Linked DNA regions of Homo sapiens: region 1 is linked to region 2. A link is an interaction called in ENCODE POLR2A ChIA-PET data of the cell type or tissue named here. Cell type or tissue: PC-9. All regions are shown on one strand.

The links. ChIA-PET counts read pairs that join two places held together with the same protein. Peaks named below come from ENCODE experiments on the same cell type or tissue, not always from the same donor. Only the 100,000 strongest peaks of a DNase experiment are listed, where the experiment ranks them.
Region 1: POLR2A ChIA-PET joins it to region 2 with 10 read pairs; 1 of 35 experiments calls an interaction of 5 or more read pairs at or near these places.

The regions. Positions count from the first base shown.
Region 1 is chr2:130,861,322-130,869,321 of GRCh38, reverse strand. All of the region lies in intron 1 of ARHGEF4 (Rho guanine nucleotide exchange factor 4), which reads right to left. Among named protein-coding and RNA genes, the nearest start is that of ARHGEF4-AS1, 28 kb to the right of the region's middle. In PC-9, no CTCF peak of the experiment used is centred here; a DNase peak (open chromatin) is centred at 4,331; H3K27ac peaks cover 1,027 bases.
Region 2 is chr2:132,420,401-132,428,400 of GRCh38, reverse strand. The region is part of intron 1 of GPR39 (G protein-coupled receptor 39); the gene reads right to left. Among named protein-coding and RNA genes, the nearest start is that of GPR39, 7.6 kb to the right of the region's middle. RefSeq lists an enhancer at 7,935-8,000. In PC-9, a CTCF peak has its summit at 7,028; a DNase peak (open chromatin) is centred at 3,730; H3K4me3 peaks cover 2,071 bases; H3K27ac peaks cover 2,509 bases.

The sequences.
Region 1 (8,000 bases), 1.6 Mb after region 2:
TGAGTGTTCTTTCCTATCCTCACACCACTGCCTCTGCTGTACCTTCCATCACCGGCACAGATTACTTCTCAGCTTCCCAACCACTCTGCAGGCCTCCACCCTTACTCCTCCTACTCTCTCTGTGGCCAGACAGATCTTTCTAAGCCTCAAATATGACAGCTGTATCACATCACTCCCTCCAATCAAAATCTGTGAAATGCCCTCTTGGTAGGCTGAGTAGGGACCCCCAAGATGTCTGTGTCCTAAGCCCAAGAACCTGTGACTGTTGCCTTTTAGGGCAAAAGGGATGGGGCTGAGGTAATGAAGTGCATGAGATGGGGAGATAACCCAGATTATCCAGGTGGTCCCGATATGATCACCGGAAGGTGATGTGATGCTGGAACCAGAGAATGAAGTGATGCCTTTAAGGACGGGGGTGCCATAAGCCAAGGAATGTAGGCGGCCACTGGAAGCTGGAAAAGGCAGGAAGCCGACCCTCTGAAGCTTCCAGAACGAACCAGCCCACAGGCACCTTGGCTTCAGCCCAGTGCGGCTGGCTTTGGGCTTCGGTCCTTCAGCTGTAATGCACTGGCTGCATTTTAAGTCATAATATTTGTACTAGCTTGTTGCAGCAGCTACAGGAAAGTCATACTTTCCCCATAAAATTGCAACAAAATCTGACCACCCTAGAATGTTTGCAAAGTCCTACTTCCTGCCTGACCTGGCCTCTCCCTGATTTCGCCTTTTCCTTGGATGTTCTGCTGCACACAGTGCCACGACAGTATGAAATCCTTAGCTTGTATTCCCTAAAGACACCACGCTTTCTCCCGCCTCAGACCGCAGCTGGTCTCTGCACCTGGAACACCTGCCCCGCCCCACCCCACCCTCCCACACCCAGCCAAGAGTCAGCCAGGTTTCAGCTTCCCTGGGAAGTGTTCTCTCCTTTCCCTTTTCTGCCATCAGCGCCAACCCCCATGTCCAGCTGGGTGACTGTCTGCTGCTTCCAGGTTACTTAGGCTCATCTTGACCACAGCCTTGTAAGAAATTATTCCATAAGGAAAAGACGTCCAGGAGACTCCAGTCCCAGGTCCAGATGCAGTAAAAGCACATCCACCCTTGGCCGGGTGTGGTGGCTCACTCCTGTAATCCCAGCACTCTGGGAGGCCGGGGCGGGCGGATCACGACGTCGGGAGATCGAGACGATCCTGGCTAACATGGTGAAACCCCATCTCTACTAAAAATACAAAAAATTAGCCAGGCGTGGTGGCGGGCGCCTGTAGTCCCAGCTACTCAGGAGGCTGAGGCAGGAGAATGGCCTGAATCTGGGAGGCGGAGCTTGCAGTGAGCCGAGATGGCACCACTGCACTCCAGCCTGGGTGACTCTGTCTCCAAAAAAAAAAAAAAAAGAAAAAAAAAAAAGAAAAAAACACATCCACCTTGCTCCCACCACACGCAGCGTTGAAGCCAAAACATGGCGCAGGGGGCGGCTGCCTGAGGACTCTGCAGAGGAAACAGCAGCAGTGGGACCGGGGAGAAGGCTGGAACGTGAAGGATGCTGAGGCAAGTTCCTCATCTTATCTCTGGTAGCTCCTGATCTGGAAGTGGGCATGAGGGCACAGATGAGAAAGCCCTGGGGAAGACTTAGTACAGGCTGAAAGAGGAGGAAAAGGGACTCATGACACTCAGAAAGTGGGAGAAATTGCCTGTTGATTTATTTCCTTTTCTCCATTCTCTTATGTCCCAAGGAAAGCCACAACTGAAATTAGAAAATATTTTGAACTGAATGAAAATGAAAATACAATATATTGGCCAGGCATGGTGTCTCACATCTGTAATCCCAGCACTTTGGGAGGCTAAGGCGGGCAGATCACGAGGTCAGGAGTTCGAGACCAGCCTGGCCAACATGGTGAAACCCCCTCTCTACTAAAAATACAAAAATTAGCCAGGCGCAGTGGCACGCACCTGTAATCCCAGTACTCAAGAGGCTGAGGCAGGAGAATCACTTGAACCCGGGAGACGGAGGTTGCAGTGAGCCGAGATCGCACCACTGCACTCCAGCCTGGTGATAGAGTGAGACTCCGTCTCATTAAAAAAAAAAAATAATAATAATAATATATTAAAAGGAGCCATCATTATAGATACCATGGACTTTTGGAAGATAGCAGGGACATTACCAACAGCTCTATACCCCCCAGTTTGAAAATGTAGACAAAAAGGATCAATTCCTTGAAAGACACAAGGGTACAGAACTGGTACCTATTCACAAAGGAGACACATATAATTCAGGAAGGCCTATATCTATTAAAGGAATTGAATCAATAATTAGCATTCAAAAACTGAAAGCACTAGGCCCAGATGGTTTCACAAATGAATTCTACCAAACATTGAAGGAACAAATGATACCGTTTATTTGCAGTCTCTTCCAGAAAACAGAAGTAGAGAGAACACTTCCTAACTCATCCCAGGAGGCCAGCATTACAAAATCAAAAAAGGATATTACAAGAAAGAAAAACTACACACCAACTGCTCTCATAAACACAGATGCAAAAATCCTCAACAGAATTCTAGCAGATGGAATCCACCAATGTATCAAAAGAATTGTACACCATGACCAAGTGGAATTTATCCCAGGTACGCAAGGCTGGTTCAAAAATCAATTAACATAATCCATCATATCAACAGGCTAGAAAAGAGAAATCATAGACCAATCAATAGATGCAGAAAGAGTATCTGGCAGAATTCAACATACCTATGTGATAAAAACCCTCAGCAAGCTAAGGATACAAGGAGAGACGTCCTTACCTTGATAAAGAACATCTACACGAAACCCACGGCTAACATCATGCATCCTAGTGAGAAGTCCCTTTGCCACATAACATAGCATGGAAGTAGCACCAGAGGACTAAGGTCATGTGGGCCAAAATCCTGCCTGCCATACCCACCTTCTTCTTTTTTTTCCAGACGGAGTTTCGCTCTTGTCACCCAGGCTGGAGTGCAGTGGCACAAACTTGGCTCACTGCAACCTCTGCTTCCCGGGTTCAAGCAATTCTCCTGCCTCAGTCTCCCGAGTAGCTGGATTACAGATGCATGCCACCACACCTAGCTATTTTATTAAAACAAATTTTTTTTTGGTCTCTAGAGATGTGGCCTTGCTGTGCTGCCCAGATCTGTCTCATACTCTTGGCCTTAAGCAATCCTTCCACCTCAGACTCCCAAAGTACTGGGATTACAGGTGTGAGCAACTGAGCCCAGCCAGATCAATGTTTTTATTCGACCCTAAAGTTTTCCTCTTCAGGTCCCTGGACCTAACTTAGCAGCACATGAAGAAAAGACCCAGGATTTGAGTCCACAGTGGAATGTGGCAGTCAAAAGAGCTAATTCTGTCATGGAATGCCTCAACTGACATGCATCCCTCAGGAGAATGGGGTGTGAGTCTACTGCTCCTCTGGGCTGGTCAGGCACCAGAGATCCCCCCTCAGTCTAAGGCCCACACTCAAGTAAAGGACTGACGGACTTGATCACAGCCTGAGATCAAGAGCCAGCTGGATGCAGAATGATTTAAGAACTGAGCTTGTTTGACCCCAAGGGAAAAGAAAAGATGACTGGAGGCAAAACAAACAAACAAACAAACAAACAAAACCTATCTTTGACTTTATTCACCATCACATGGAAAGGAAACTAGACTTTTTCCGCGAGGATCAGAAAAGAGAAAGATCAGCAGTCGACAGCACCGCAGGGGGTCCTGAGTGTGTGATTTGGAATGTGATTGTGGCAGATCACTTTATACCTAATGGCCAGGTCCTTCCATCTGGAAAATAACCATGATGACTAGGAGGAGGAGGTGACACAACCTGCCTCACGTGGGAGGAACGACCTGAGAGGATATTTCCGAGGCTCAGCACCGTTCTGGAAACAATAACTGCACCGTCAGTGCTAAGAGTATTATTAACAGGAGAGAGATTTCCATTTAATACAAGGCATGACTTTCCAGCAACTGGACTGTACAACATCTCCTGGGTTACCCCAGAAGGCACTCGAGGAGGCTGTAAAGGGGAGCACTTGGTAAATACCGGACACGATGCTGCCATAGTCCCTCATATGCACAGTTCTCTAAATCCCTGTCATTGGTCTGCCTGTCTTAGAAGGCCCAGGGCAATTTCCTCTCTCTTCTGAGATGCCTGTTTTGACTACTCCAACCCTCCCTAAATGCTTTAAAATTTTGAACTGTGGTTGTAGATTTCATAATCAAATCCTTGCTTACGTAGCAAGTCCCTCCTCTGAGGACAGGGAGTATGACCTCTCACTTGCATCACCTTATCGGCTTTGCATACAACAAAAACGTTCAGGAAGTACTGGCTGGTTGGCTGGCTCTGCTCCCAGAACACACAGCCATGTGCGTCTCCATCAAAGGAAAGGTGCTTCAGACAGCTGCCATCACTCACACGCTGTTTAAAAAGGATTTGTTGAGCTATAATTCACATACCATACCAATTACCCACTTAAAGTAGACAATTGAATGTTTTTAAATAAATTCAGAGTTGTGCAACCATCACCATAATCTACTCTTAGAACATGTTTGTACTAATACTTGCTGTATTTTTTGTTTTTGTTTTTGTTTTGAGACAGAGTCTGGCTCTGTCGCCCAGATTGGAGTGCAGTGGCATGATCTCGGCTCACTACAACTTCCGCCTCCTGGGTTCCAGCAATTGTCCTGCCTCAGTTTCCTGAGTAGCTGAGATTACAGGGGTGCACCACCACATCTGGCTAATTTTTTGTATTTCAGTAGAGAAGGGATTTCCCATGTTGGCCAGGTTGGTCTTGAACTCCTGACCTCTAGTGATTCGCCTGCCTCGGCCTCCCAAAGTGCTGGGATTATAGGCGTGAGCCAGCGTGCCTGGCCAAAACGCCATACTCCTTAACATTCACTCCCCACTCCCCTTCAACACTTCACCCCTCACTCCAGCCCCAGGCAACTACTAATTGACTTTCTATCTCTATAGACCTGCTGATCCTGGGTATTTCCTATAAATGGAATCATGCAATATAGTTCTTTGTGACTGGCTCCTGTGACTAGGCGTAATTATTTTGAGATTCATCTATGTTGCTGAATGTGTCAGTAACTCACTCCTTTTTTTTTTTTTCTTTCTTTCTTTCTTTCTTTGAGACAGAGTCTCTGTCGCCCAGGCTGGAGAGCAGTGGTGCAATCTCGGCTCACTGCAAGCTCCGCCTCCCGGGTTCACACCATTCTTCTGCCTCGGCCTCCCGAGTAGCTGGGACTACAGGCGCCCGCCACCATGCCCAGCTAATTTTTTTTGTATTTTTAGTAGAGACGGGGTTTCACCGTGTTTGCCAGGATGGTCTCGATCTCCTGACCTCGTGATCTGCCTGCCTCGGCCTCCCAAAGTGCTGGGATTACAGGCGTGAGCCACTGTGCCCCGCCTAACTCACTCTTGTTGTTGAGCAGTATTCCACCCTATGGATATGCCAGAATTTGTTCATCCTCTCAATTGCTGATGGAGATTTGAGTTGTTCACGATTTTGAACCGTTATGAGGTTGCTTTGTGCATTTGTGTCCAAGTCTTTGTGTGGATGTGTGCTTTCATTTCTCTTGGATAAATGCATAGGAGAGGAATTGCTGGGTCATGTGGTAACTCTACGTTTAACATTTTGAAGGACTACCAAATTCAAAGCAGATGCACCACTTTACAATCCTGCCAGGAATGTATGAAGGTCTCAACTTCTCCATATACTTGACAACACTTGCTGTATATTTTATTAGTCGTGTTGATGGGGGTGAAGTGGTAGCTCACTGTGCTTTTCATTTGCATTTCCCTAATGATGAAGATGCGGAAGAAATTTGTATGTGCTTATTGGCCATTTGTATACCTTCACTGGAGAAGTGTCTGTTGAAATCCTTTTCTATTTTTAATTTTTATTCATTGTTTTCAGGTTCTCTCATGAGGTTGCATAATCCTTGGCCTACTTTTATTTTTTATTTATTTTTATTTTTTATTTCCATAGGTTTTGGGGGAACAGGTGGTATTTGGTTACATACATAAGTTCTTTAGTGGTGACTTCTGAGATTTGGGTGCACCCATCACCCGAGCAGGGTACACTGTACACATTTGTAGTCTTTTACCCCTTAGCCCTCTCCCACCCTTTCCCGTGTCCGTAAAGTCCCTCATACCATTCTTACGCCTTTCTTTGCCTACTTTTAAATTGAGGTATTTGTGTTTTTACTATTGAGTTGTACAGATTTTTGTTTTTACTTTTTTTTTTTTTTTGAGTTGGAGTCTTGCTAGGTTGCCCAGGCTGGTCTCAAACTCATAGGCTCAAGTAACCCTCCTGCCTTGGCCTCTCTAAGTACTGGGATTACAAGCATGAGCCACCACACTCGGCCTGTAAGGACTGTTTATGTATATTCTGGATACAAATTCTTTATCAGATACACAATTTGATTTGAAATTTTTTTTTTTTTGAGATGGACTCTTGCCCTGTTTCCCAGGCTGCAGTACAGTGGCACGATCATGGCTCACTGCAACCTCCGCTTCCTGAGTTCAAGCAATTCTGCCTCAGCCTCCCAAGTAGCTGGGATTACAGGTGCATGCCATCATGCCCAGCTAATTTTTGTATTTTTAGTAGAGAGGGGGTTTCACCGTGTTGGTCAGGCTGGTCTTGATCTCGTGACCTCATGATCTGCCCGCTTTGGCCTCCCAAAGTGCTGGGATTACAGGCGTGAGCCACTGTGCCTGGCCCGGATTTACATAATTTTTCTTTTGTCATTTCTGCTTTTCTTGTATCTAAGAAACCATTGCCTAACCCAAGATGCAAAGATTTACTCTTATGTTTTCTTCTGTAACTTTGTTCTTTTTATATTTATTTGTTTATTTATTTGGAGACAGAGTCTTGCTCTATCCCCCAGGCTATAGTGCAGTGGCGTGATCTCAGCTCACTGCATCCTCCACCTCCTGGGTTCAAGTGATTCTCCTGCCTCAGCCTCCCAAGTAGCTGGGGTTACAGGTACCTGCCACCATGCCCAGCTAATTTTTGTATTTTTCATAGAGACGGGGTTTCACCATGTTGGCCAGGCTGGTCTCAAACTCCTGACCTCAGGTGATCCACCCGCCTCAGCCTCCCGAGTACCTGGGATTACAGGCACATACCACCACGTCCAGCTAATTTTTTGTATTTTTAGTAGAGATGGGGTTTCACCACGTTGGCCAGGATGGTCTCAATCTCCCGACCTTGTGATCCGCCTGCCTCGGCCTCCCGAAGTGCTGGGATTACAGGCATGAGCCACTGCCCCTGGCCCTTGGACTATATTTCATATGCAATTGAGAAAAATGTGTGTCCTACTTCTGTTTGGTGGAGCATCCTATAGATGTCTGTTAGGTCTAATGATTTGTAGTGCTGTTCAAGTCTTCTGATTTTCTGCCTAGTTGCTCTATCAACGAATGAAAGGGTGATCTCCAACTATTGTTGTTACATTGTTTGCTTCTCCCATCAATTCTGCCTGTTTCAGCTTCATGTATTTTGGGTCCTGTTAGTAGGTGCGCATATGTTTATAACTGTTTTATTGTCTGGATAGATCTAAACTTTTATCATTATAAAATGTCCCTCTTTATCTGTGGTAAAACTTCTGTTTTAAAATCTATGTAGGCTGATATTTATATAGCTACCCCAGCTCATGCAGTTATGATGGTATGTTTTTCCACCCTTAACTTTCAACGTATTTGCATCTTTGAATCTAAGGTATCTCCTGGCCAGGCGTGGTGGGTCACACCTGTAATCCCAGAACTTTGGGAGGCCGAGGTGGGTGGATCACCTGAGGTCGGGGTTCAAGACCAGCCTGACCAACACGGAGAAACCCCATCTCTACTAAAAAAGAAAAATACAAAATTAGCCGGGCGTGGTGGTGAATGCCTGTAATCTCAGCTACTCGGGAGGCTGAGGCAGGAGAATCACTTGAACCCGGGAGGCGGAGGTTGCAGTGAGCAAGATTGCACCATCGCACTCCAGCC
Region 2 (8,000 bases):
TCTACAAGGCTCTGCCCTTATACTTTGATGTCCCAATGAGACAAGTATTAAGCTCCTTGAAAGGAGGAACCAGCATTTTGATCTCTATGGTACAAACGATGTTAAGCACAACTTAAGTTTCATAAATACTTGATGAATGAACAAACAAATGAAATGTGAAGATCTGCTGGAATAATGAGAGAAGGGTAAAGCCAGTCCAGGCAGGCTTCTTGGAGGAAGTCAGCTTGTAAGAGATTCAATAATGAGGAAAACCCCAGGTCTAACAAGGAGAACAGCTAGTTCCTACAGAAGTTTTTTTCATCTTCTCTAGAGGATATCTACAGCAAGCTTCAATCACCAAGGTGACTCATTTGTCACCCCTATCAAGGGTAAACTTGAACTTGAAAAACAGTGAAAACCCATCAGCTGTCTTTTAAATATATATATATTTAAATATAAATATAACTATATATAATATATATAACTATATATAATATATATATTTAAATATAATTTTATATTATATATATATTATATATATATATGAAGTACAGCTTAAAAGCCAAGTATGGTAGTGCACACCTGTAGTCCTAGCTACCAAGAGGCTAAGGCAGAAGGATTGCTTGAGCCCAGGAGTTCGAGGCCTCAGGACACTATGATCATGTCTGTGAATAGTCACTATACTCCAGCCTAGGCAACTTACTGAGACTCCTTCCCATCCTTCTCTTCCAAATGTAACTGAAAAAACAAAAAGATGTAGCTGTCATTTCAATGTGATATTTAATCCTTCAGAATGGCAGCACATAGAAAGTAGACTCAAAAATATGCCAGAAATTTTATTTCTGCTGAGTATATGTCTCCAAAGAATTATATGTATAAGATATTATGTTATATTACATACTCATACAATATATAACATATATAATATATAAAACCAAATAGAATAGAATATGTAAAGTCAGGCCAGGCGCAGTGGCTCACGCCTGTAATCCCAGCACTTTGGGAGGTGGGTGGATCACGAGGTCAGGAGATCGAGACATCCTGGCTAACACAGTGAAACACCATCTCTACTAAAAATAAAAAAAAATATATTAGCCAGGTGTGGTGGCAGGCGCCTGTAGTCTCAGCCACTCGGGGGCTGAGGCAGGAGTATGGCATGAACCTGGGAGGCAGAGCTTGCAGTGAGCTGAGATTGTGCCACTGCACTCCAGCCTGGGCGACGGAGCAAGACTCCGTCTCAAAAAAAAAAAAATTTCATATATATATATATATATATATATATATATATATGTACCTATATATGTATATTATATATATATGTACCTATATATGTATATTATATATATAGGTACATATATATATATATTCAAATGACTTCATCTCTGGCTCAAGCACCCTGTGTAAAGTGTTTTATTTCTAAAGCAGAGTTGATCTTTTTCCTCTTCACTAAAGAAAGAGAGTGGCTTCTCTCTGCAAGTTTAATGAGCGTCATCACTCCCAGCTGGGCCTGCCCCCATTTCTGCATGCCGTTAGTTTCATGGACAGTTAGACACTGAACAAGTACAATGGCAACTTTGATGCTGCAGCCTTGCCTCCCGATCTGTCTGTTAGGTACCAGTAACACCACTGCTCTCCAACTACCTAGCCACCTTTGCGGTGTGCAAAGCAGTGGCCTGAGTGTTAAACCCTCTGCTTGCCAGAATGGCTCTTACACTCAGTAAGTACAAACAAGACTTTTTGTCAAGTTTCTAAATCGGGAAAGGCTCTAAAATCAGAAAATGATAAAGTCTGTTAGCCCAAGACATTTCTGTTATTCAGACTTGCTTCAGCACCAGGGTTGGCTTCCTCCCTGACACACTTTTTCCATCTGAAGCCAAATGATGAGGGGTACAGGCATCTCCCTTCTGGTGAGGAGGACTCTGGAAAGCAGCAGAGCTGCCTAGGCATCAGCTTATCCACCAAACCTTTATGCAGCGCCTAGTCATTGCCAGGCTATGACGAAATAGAGCTACCAAAAGGATGATAATTATAAGATCAATTCAATACTGTTTTCCTTTCTGACTATCAAGGCATCAGCATTCTGAAAATCCAGCCAGTGGGACTCAAACCCACAAATTTTGTAATTCTCCAAACGAGAGTTTAAAAGTCCAGTGAACATTCCATGGTGCCCTGGATCTTGTTAAACTTCCAGATCACTGAGCACTGAGCAGGTGACCAACAAGTGGTTGGTGGATCTGTGAATGGCTGGGCCAAAGGCAATTCTTGGAAGGTGAGACTTTTCAAAGAGAAGCTTCTGGAGATTGAACCTGTCTTGGAAGTTATAACTAAGGTAGGCCATGTGTTTACCTGGGAGCTCCTTTCAGCAGAGTTCAGTGAATCCATTCGTTTTCTATTGGTACATAGTGAATTATCAAAAATTTAGTGGCTTAAAATAACACCTATTTATTAGCACACAAATCTGTAGATCAGAGATCCAGGCAAGGTATGCCTGGGTTCTCAACATGTAGGCCAGGCTGAATTCTTTTCTAGAAGTTCTGGGGGGGAATTTTACCTCTAAGCTTATTCAGGGCCCATTTTCTTGCTGGTGCTCAGCTCCTAGAACCTACCTATATTCTCTGCCAGCTCCCTCCATCTCCAAAGCCAGCAACAGAGAATTTCTCCCTGGTCAAATGCCTCTCATGCTTTGACTCTTAGTTCTCCTGCCTCTGACCTCTAGACCCAGATTTAAAGGCTCATGTGACTTGGTTAAATCCACACAGAAAATCTCCCTATTTTAAGGTCAACAGATTTGGGAACTTAATTACTTTCCTTCCTTGCAGCACTAGATTAGTGTTTGATTGAATAACTGGGAGAAGATACGTATACCTTATGGACCAGGCATTTTGGAGGCCATTTCAGAATTCTGCCTAGCACAGGGAAAGAAGGAAAGGAAGGTAGAGCCAAGAGAGCTGCCTGAGGATCACAGTGAGGGTGCTTTTCCTCCATTTCAGGAGCAGCAGCCACTGTCAGAGAACTTCAATCCATCAATCTCTCAAGCAATGCATGGCTACTCTGCCCCCAACCCAGTAAGGAAGGTTGAAGATGTACAACAGTGAAGGGTCCCTGATCTTAGGGAGTTCCAATATAGTCGAGAGACATCATCTGTGCCCCCTTCTGAGAAATGTCTAAGATGGCTCACCATGCATAGGAACATCAGTATAGGCTGTCGTAGTCCAGGAAGGCTTCATGGAAGAAGTGGGAGGCACTGAGATATATCATATGCAGAATGCTAGTGTAAGTGGTAGGAAGTTTTGTCATGGGAGATATATGAGTTGGTCGTAGCTGGAGATTGTCGTTGAAGAACGAATAGACCATTGAGCAATAGAGATGACAGGTGAGAGCTACTGTGACCTAGTTTAGCTCCCTAGGGCCACCTCCTAATCAGGGCCTGAGCAACATGGGGGCGGTTTGGGCCTCCGTGCTGGGAAAGTGGGAGTTGCTGAATGGAAGCAGTCACTGTCTGGCCATGGAGGACAGTGGCAGCAGCAAGACTTGGAGAAACCAAGGGCCAGAGGTCTGCCTAATGGAAAGGAGAACTCACCAGTGTCAGCTGCTCTGCCAGAACTGTGTTCCAATGAAGGGTTGTCTGTTTTTTTATTCTATAAACACAGCCAGGCCTGTACTTTGACCCAAATTGGAATGCAACAAATGCTGTCACTCTAGGGGCAGCACTAGAAATCCAACTGTGCTGTTTAACTTCTTAAAACCCTGCAATGGCTTCCAAGGATAAATTCCAAACCCCTTAGCTATGGTTTCATCTGGAACTGGCTGATCCAGTCCACTAGGCTGGGCTCATGATACATTAAAGGGAGAGATATGAAGTTAGGCAATCCTTTTTCATCCTTCACAAAGTCTGGCTTTTAAGATAATTGCCCAGCTAAAGAGGTCAGTAATTCCATCCTCTGGACCCAGGATGGATCCACAACACCTTTGTCCCAGGCAGTAGCTGCTTATTCCTACCCTGGGGTGATAAGTGTGGCTCACTCTTGAGAGAGATGGCTGCAAGTGGATGCAATTTAAGGTGGAGACATAAACACATGGTTTAATATTTTCAAAATGTCACCCCCACTGTATCCTCATTACCTTGAGGACCCCTTGTTAAAAAGTGGTGAAAGAGCCTGCTAAGAAATAATGTGTAGAGTTGTATCATTGCATTTAACATCTTGTTCAATAGATTTTAACAAGGACCATTCACCACCCTAGTCACTTTCATCTCACGGTTACTTCTGGCAGATATACATGGTTAAAGCTAACATTCAGGGTCTGATTAGCACATAGTGTTCATTTGCTCAGGGGCAAGCAAATCTTAAATGTTTTGCATGTTGGTTTGACTTCAGAGGCCTCAGAGGAATCATAACCCTTTCAAAGATAGCATCTTTGGTTCAGATGAACCAGAACACTTTTGAGGAATGATAAACCTCTATACGAATGCATGCCCAAGGGAAAACAGAACATTGCTTCTCAATTCCAAGCTGAGGCTCATTCATTCATTTGTTCAGTCAACAAATATTCATTACCTACTATGTCTAGACACTATGCTGGAATGAGGTACAGTGTTGAGGGAAATTAGGGCATGCACCTATCCACAAGGAATTAGAAGGAAGACAGACATCAGTCGAGTAATTGCACAATTAAATGTAAAATGACAACAGTGAGTCTTGTTTTGTGGGAGGTTTAATGAAGTCAGGGAGGATGGGCCAGTTTCCCTGGGGAGATCTGAGAGAGGAGAAAGATATTAACCTGGGGAAGGGGATGGAAGTGGGGAGCAGGTAGAGAATAGAGTAAGATAGAAAAGCATGCCAGGCAGAGGAAACAACCCATACACAGGCAGCATGGGGGAAGAGAGCCAGTCATGGTCACTTGAAGAACTTGAAGGGGAGCCAGTGGAATAAGGCAGTTAAGGGGTGTTATAAACTGAACTGTGTCCCCTGCAAATTCACATGTTGAAGGCCTAAGCCCCGGTGTGATTGTATTTGGAGATTGGGCCTTTGGGAGGTAATTCGGGTAAAATAAAGTTGTAAGGGTGGGGCCCTAATCTGATAAGACCAGCATCCTTATAAGAAGAGCAAGAGACACCAGGAGAACACATGTGCAGAGAAGGCCAGGTCAGGACACAATGAGAAGACAGCTATTCATCTACAAGAATGTGCAGCAGAAAGGATGACCAATCATGTCTCCAGTCCTCAGTAAATAGCCAAGAGTAGAGGTGGAGAGTCAGTTGAGTGGTCCCAGGGCTGCAGCCTGGCAGGGGACATGTGCAGAGGGAAAAGGGATAGGAGTCGACAGTGTCCTCCAAATGGTAGACCAGCGGACCTTGCCTTGTACAGCCAGAGGGGCTCCTTGACTCCCAATTCAATATTCTTCCACGGCGCTGTCTCAACTCGTAAATGGCTTTTATTCTGAATGGTTTTAGCACTAATAAGCCAAATGCTTTGTGCAACTGAGGCCTCTCTTATTACACTTCAGCAGCCCCCAGGAGGCTGACAGATGAACAGGCTTGCTAATAAATGGGGACTGGGATTTCAATCTCCCCTTCCTCGGAAACTATGCATCTCTCCAACAGAGAAATGAAATCTTTGAGACAGCCTGATTATAAAAATAATGCAGCATTATTATATTTGTCTGCCAGGCTGATCACAGGACACTTGCAATTTATGAAAGCTATCACAAATAGGGTAATAAACATAAAATATTTGAGGCAAAACTTTTTTCTGAAATATTGAAACATTGGAGTCAAAATAATATCTTACACTAAAAAAGTCACTAATTTAATGTTGATGGTATTTCCCTCAAAGACTGTGTTGACATATCCTTTCATATCAAATAAAAAGCCTTTGCTAAGAAAACTAATGATGAAAACATGATTGTAAGATAAGCATTTAACCTAGTGAAGAAAACAACTACTAAAAATTCTTATGGGCACTGTCAAAGCATTTCAAGGCATCCACTTCTGTGTAATACGAAATATACAGTAGAGTATAGGGATTGGTTTTTAAATTAATTATATTTTTGGTTATGGCCTGCACACAGGGTACAGAATTTCATGAAGTCAATGAAAAGGAAGCTGAAGAAACAGATGATTCAAATGCCACGCCACTGACAAGCAAAGATTTGCTCGAATTAGACCAGATAATTATGAAAGAATGGAAAACTGATAAGGATAATGCAAGGATAGGTGCTTCCATGAGGGTGATTTAAATAACAAAGAATGAAGAGAGGCCCTTTTTATAATCTTACTGAGAAAATAAAACACAAAGGTTATCAGATGGTTTTGTTAGAAAAATTGTGCCCTCAAGCCACATTGGATTCATTCTGAATAATCATTATAAGAATTAATATATAGTTGTAACTATAACTTATATTTGTAACATACAAATAAATTTCTTTTCATAATTTTCACTTTCAAGTCCCAATGAGACCTCTTTTCAAATGTTTTCAACCCCACTTTAAAGGAACCAACTTTATGAGTTCTTTTCAGGTAACGATTGTCCTCAGGTAAAGAGGACCCACTGTCAATATCTCATTCCCCTCTACCCTCTACCCTCTCTTCTCTCTCTTCTTCTTCCCTGGCCCTGCTTGGTTTGACCTAATTCTGTGGTCTAAAAACCCAGAGGATGTGATTCTGAGCTCCTTCTCTTTGCTTCTCCCTGAACCATGCCACAAATATCTAAATGTATATCAACCTTATTTTTAGAGTAGTTCATTTCAGCAGCAACTGCTAACCTTTGTTCCATCCAAATACACGTGATGAATAATGTCTATATTCAATATGAGCAAACCAAGTTGATGTGTAATCCCTGCCACTAGATGTAACTTCTTCCCTTTCCTTCTGACTCAGGAGAGCAAATCAGAATGCAAAAGAGTGTAATTATTCTAGAGTTATGAATCTTCTATGATGTTTCTTTTATTTAATAACCTCATGACTGTCTGTAAAATCTTTTTTCATAACTATAGTTGAAAGCCAATCACTGCCCTCTAGTTCTCTAGGAGGTAGTTGCAGCTGAGTCCCAATCACTTGAAAGTTATTATACAAATTAAAACTATGCTTTTTTTAAAATTACTTTGTCATTCCACTTTGAGTGGGTGACACTTGATAGCAAGCCATGTGTGCAATAGACACACACAAGTGTCCACAGACCTGGATGCTATCTGCATTGAGAACAACTCCAAAGGAGACTTCAGAAAGAGAAGATGGGAGGTCTGGGGAAAGACTTGCTTGAAAGGAAGTCTCATTTTACACATCCTCATCATTGAAGGGACAGGACAGATAATCAAATTATCAGTTCCTTTCCTCCAGAAGAGGCAGAAATCCAGACCAGCAACCTCTGTTCTGACATCGGACAAATATTACCATGCCACACTGGCTGAAACCTTGAAACAGAAACCAAGTCTAGTACTGATTTGTCACTGGGCTGACAAGAGGCAAGACAAGACACTCCTATTTCCAGGAATGTGCACTTTTGCATCACTATTGTGTTCTCCTGTAAATTGCTTGAGAGCTAGTAGGTATCCCAGCCTCTCTTTCTCTCCCAGAGTTCCCAATGTGTTTTCCTTATTCACCAGCCCAGCACATCGACTAGACTGAGGCACAATAGTGAAAGATGAAGGAAAATTAATATTTTTTACATGGGCTTCCTCATCTTGCGTAGATTTATGAATTTTGTTTCTGTCATGCAGAAGTTAGCATTTTTAACAACGAGCGGCGAACAATCTTAATTGTTTTCTTTATTGCCTTAAGAGCTCCAAGAACTACTTGTGATATGTCGCCATTTACATTTCACATTAAATTTAAAATGTTTGAAATAAGCAAATATTTATTTTAATTTGACCCATCTGTGAAATGAAATACTAAAAAGACAACTAAATTACTATATTAAATTCAGCGATTTGTAAACAATTTATATGTTCATTTGTTCTGGGTTAAAAATGCCCCAAAGCACAAGTTTTATGAAACTTACAAAGTAAATTGCATTGAATTAATC